2 separate regions of the Mus musculus genome follow, and region 1 is linked to region 2. The links are chromatin loops, found by intact Hi-C in ENCODE. Cell type or tissue: heart. All regions are shown on one strand.

Region 1 (2,500 bases), 290 kb after region 2:
TGCAGGTGACCGAACAGTTGAAGGTTCGACTCCAAAGCTTCCGAGTAATGTTCATCTAGAGAAACAAATATCATATTATAGTCTCTTTACTTAAAGTTTAATTAAAGTTCTCTTTAATGTCTTAGTATATTTTTGCAATCCAAACATCATTTAAAACAGCGTTAAAAATCTACTGATAGTTGAGAACAATTTCTTCTGCTAGGAGAAAAAAAGCTGGTTTACAATTAGTAACTGTATAATATTTGGTATTATTTTATTTTGGAGACTCTCTGTGCAACCCTGGCTATTTTGGAGCTCACTCTGTAGATCAGGCTGGCCTCGAACTCAGAAAAAAAAAACAAAACAAAACACACACACACAAAATAAGGTATATTCTAAATACATAATTATCACTGAGATATACCAGAATGTCAGTAATTTTATCTCCCAGAGAATGTGTAGTTATAAAACCAGAGTAAAGACTCTGTCTCCTGGTTAAAGGTGATTTAGTACTAAGAGCTGTTAAACAAGTACAGTCATGGGGCTGAGAGGTAAAAACCCCAAGCCCTATGAGCAGCCATGCTCGGTGCCTTTGCCTATCCTAAGCACCACTCGATGGTCCAGAGCAGTGTCCTCTAAGCTGGTTTGATAATGCAGACGAAGCATTCTTTTTTTTGGGGGGGGGGGGAGGTTGTTTTGTTTTTTGGGGGTTTTTTTGGTTGGTTGGTTGGTTGGTTTTTGGTTTTTGTTTTTTTTTTCGATACAGGGTTTCTCTGTATAGCCCTGGCTATCCTGGAACTCACTTTGTAGACTCAGAAATCCACCTGCTTCTGCCTTCCAAGTGCTGGGATTAAAGTCGTGCACTACCACGCCCGGCCAGACGAAGTATTCTTAACCAGCAAGCTTAGCCATTTTGACCTTGAGTTCTCTACTTTTGAGCCAATGATCTGTCTTCTCAGATAACTAAGTCTCAAGCCTAGGAGGGCACGGCTGCCACCTACTGGTGCTCACTGGAAAGACAAGCTATACAGTGGAGAAAAGGCTTCCGGATTCTCCAACATTTACTACAGTTACACATACTTACAAAAGCAGTACTGAATGACATCCTGGGCATGGTGGAGACGAAGCAGGAGGATCACTTCAAGTTCAAGGCTGGCCTGCGCTTAATAATGAGACCTCGTTCATTTTTGCGGTCTCTCTCTCTCTCTCTCTTGCACTGTCCTACCTATTAAATGATGAATTAGAAAACACCAGGTCTTTGTCCTCAGGTGGCTCACATTTCAGTGAGGAGATAGACTATAAGTAATGTTCTCAAATTATCACGTAGATAAATCAATTAATGCAATAAGTGCGTAAGATCTTTCGAACACATGGTAGTTAGATGCAAAAACCTCCTTAATCAGCACCCACTGGATAGAGAGCTGAAACTTAAGCACAAGAAACACCATGCCCCTGAAAGCCACACCTACTTTCTTACCTACCCCCACCCCACTGGTTTTTCAAGACAGGGTTTCACTCTGTAGTCCTGGCTGCATTTTCTACTTTAAAATCAAAATATGCCAAATTATTAACTTGTCCATGAGGTGCCTGGTTAATGTCCATTTCGCTCCGACAGAGACACCGTAGAGCCTTATTACTTTATAACCACTGCAGTTCTCTCTGGCTGGAATGCCACGCGCATGCTCCAGTGCACCCGAGAAATGCTAGCACCGCAAGCATTCATCAGCTGCACACGCGGACCACGCCAGAAGCCGATAGATACTCACTGCATCCTCCACATCGATGCACAAGTGCGTCTCAGGCTCAGCCTTGTTCTCAAGCCCGTTCAGTTTCTGCATTTGACTGTACAGGAGGCTCAGGTTTTTATATGCCTCTTTACAGTTTCTGCACACTTCGGAGTAATTTTTTGGTGGGAGGAGACTGTATGTGTGCCCCTAAAATGACAGAAGGTAGATGTAAGACACACAGTACCTACTGGACACAGTATCTCTGCGTGTCAACCATTTGACACCCTACCCTGCCACAAAGCCCAGATTGAAGACAATTTGCTGTGTGACAGGACTGGCGTGAACCCAGCGATACAGCCACATCGCATAGCCACCAGGTAGACGCCAATGACACACCTTGGGGGAAAGGCAAGTCTCCTTAACAGATGGCGCTGGGAAGTTGGATAACTGCATATCAAGACTGAAACTAGATCCCTCGCCCCCGCTCTGACAAAAAAAAAAAAAAAAAAAAAAAAAACAATTGAAAAATTAGTCAAAGACCTTAATTTAGGACCTGAAACTTTGAAATCACTAGAGGATAAACATGCAGAAAACACAAAGACATGAGAATAGGCAAAGAATCCGGTTGACAGCTCAATGGGTAAGGCTGCTTGCCAGTAAGCAGTGACCCAAGTTTTGTCCTTGGAACCCATAGGCAAGCTGTCCTCTGACATCCACATGTACCCCCTAGATAAATATAAGAAAATAATTCTTTTTAAAATAAAAAGGCAATGGCGTTCTGAACAAGCCTCGAA
Region 2 (2,500 bases):
CATTACAGCATCGTATTCACTGCCATGGCAACAGGCAGAACGGTGTCGCGCCATCTCAAAGAGGCCTGGCTAGGAAGACATCCTTTCTGGGTGAGTCTTCTCCTTTCTGCCTGGCTGCCTACATGCCGAGCAACCTCCATCAAAAAATATACCAGCATTTCAGATCCACCTTCCGTCTCATAGATGACATTGCAAACGTCCCTAGGTGGGTGCATTCCCATTGTCAAATCCTCTTGTGGTGCCGTCCTTCATTCAAGATGGTTCCTTACTTATGTGTACATGCGATGACATCTGAGAGTCAGAAAGCCCTCCTGGACTGTTCACACCGCCCAGTGCCCTCGCTGCTGACACCAGGTAAACTCACCATTTAGCAGTAGCAGATAAAATGTGACTGGCAGTGTCACGGGCCCTCAATTCTTTGCTCCTTTCACCCACCCCTCTTGGCAATTTAAACAACCATAGTATTTGCTGCTTTGGTGGGTATGAGCTGTGTTCCATGGATGTAGGGGTGCCTGGCAAACAATGCGGGAGAAAGAATGTGGTTCTGACATAATGTCGAATAATATAATGTTAAATGTTTATAGTCAGATAAAAGGAAATGCTCAACTGTGGCCTCTGTGGGGCAAAACACATAGACATGTGCACATGTGTGTATTATAAACACTGCCATAATACAGGATGTATAGCGCTTGCTTTTAGAAATAATAATAAAATACCAACATTCTTTGTTCTAAATTTCACAGAGCCCATTCAGCTCTCCCTGAAGCAACTTGTTGATTTTTGCTGAGCTCTTGGAACTGTGCCTGGCTGCAAACGGTGATGGAGTATGGCTCAGACATAAATGTTGAGTAATGCCTCCTTAAACGTTAATGTATGGGTTAAAAGGAAACCTTGAATGCGCAGGTTGAAACTTGGCACATTCATCAACGGCACGAGTGACTTCTAAATCAGGCGATGATTTCCAAATGCTAGCAGAGTAGTTCCTGAAACATCTGGGCTAGTCACAATACACCAACACAGATAGGATGCACTTTTCAGTTTATGTAAGAGGCAGTTTCCTTACATATGTGTCTTTGTACTGCATACATGCAGTACCTACAGCAGCCAGAAGAGGGCACCAGATACCCTGGACTTGGGTTACAGAGGGTTGAGAGGCACCACAGGGTTCTAAGAATTCAAACCTGGATCCTCCTCATGCTCTGAATAGCTGTACCATCTAGTCCAGACGCGATACACTTCTAAGTTTAATCATATTAAAATTCCCGGCACTTTAGCCATGATGAGTATCTACCATGTTGGATTTCAGGCTGTCTGAGGACATTGTGCAGTGACATGCCATTATGTCATATTCAGATATAATAAAAGACCATAGATGCTAATGCAATGTAGGAAAATAATTGAAATATAATATGTGTGTATGACTTTATTTTTTTTCTTTTATTTAGGAGTGCGTGAACACATGCACACAAGTCAGAGTGTATGTGTAAAAGCCAGAGGTCACCTTTGATGAGTCAGCTCCTTCCACCTTTATGTGGATTGTAGGAATTGAACTCTGGTCACCAGGCTTATGCGACAAGTGCCTTTACCTGCTCAGCCAATCTCGCTGGCCCCTACTTTTCTTTTTTCATATAATTATTTAAATTCTATTGCTCTTGTTTTGAGACAGAGTCTTCTTGTATAGCCCAGGCTGAGACATGCTTAGAGGCCCCCGTTCTAGCCTCTCTAGGGCTGGGATCACAGACCAGGGCACCTGGCTTTGTGTATCAACTCAGTTGTTGTTGTTTTCTTTTGTTTCTAAGAAGGGGTCTCTCTATTACATAGCTCTGACTGTCCTGGAATTCAGTATGTAAGCCAGGCTGGCCTTTAACTCACAGAACACCACCCCACCTAGCTACTTATTCAATTTATTTATTTCTGACAAGATCTCTCTCTACATAGACCTCGCTGTTCTGGAACTCACGATGATGCCAGTCTGAGCTATATACAAAGCGGGACTTATCTCAGTAAGCTCTAACCAACAAAAGGCGAAACAAAGAAACAGCTTCAAGAAAATGGAAAGGAAAAAGAGACAGAAATAAGAAGGAAAATTATGTTTGTTTTTAAAAGTCTGTTATTAAGAAAGTAATTTTCTGACACAAACTCTGGGTCAGCTTTTGTGGGTACTCCCTGCCCTGTGGCTTCCAGAGCCCTCCCTGCGGGCCTGCTGTGGTGCGTGCCCAGGAACCCCTTGGGCGTTCCCTGTCTGAGGACCTGACCTCTTACTTCTTTGGAAGGACAGGATGAGATTACCAGAGCTTTGGATCCATTTTTGGATCAAATGAAAACCGCAGGCTAGTCCTCAGAGTAGCCTTCTCCTCTTACAGAGCTGGCTGGGCTGTAAGGGCGGGGCTCCGCCTTCCCTGGGACCAAGGCTTGGTCACGTGCTGCTCACGAGGTGCGCAAGGTTCCACCATCCTCGTTACCCTCGTTTCCGTTTATTTTGTATCCATTGTAAGCAGAG

What was found. Peaks named below come from ENCODE experiments on the same cell type or tissue, not always from the same donor. Only the 100,000 strongest peaks of a DNase experiment are listed, where the experiment ranks them.
Region 1: it touches region 2 in a loop (5-fold over the local background); 7 of 42 quality-filtered maps call a loop at or near these places.

The regions. Positions count from the first base shown.
Region 1 is chr10:42,695,663-42,698,162 of GRCm38, reverse strand. Ostm1 (osteopetrosis associated transmembrane protein 1) reads right to left here. Exons shown (of 6, transcript NM_172416.3): 4 at 1,746-1,913; 5 at 1-55. Among named protein-coding and RNA genes, the nearest start is that of Ostm1, 18 kb to the right of the region's middle. In heart, a CTCF peak has its summit at 976 (motif pointing left); a DNase peak (open chromatin) is centred at 932.
Region 2 is chr10:42,988,715-42,991,214 of GRCm38, reverse strand. It overlaps Gm5079 (predicted gene 5079), which reads left to right and starts at 53. Exons shown (of 3, transcript NR_153349.1): 1 at 53-354. In heart, a CTCF peak has its summit at 1,109 (motif pointing right); no DNase peak of the experiment used is centred here.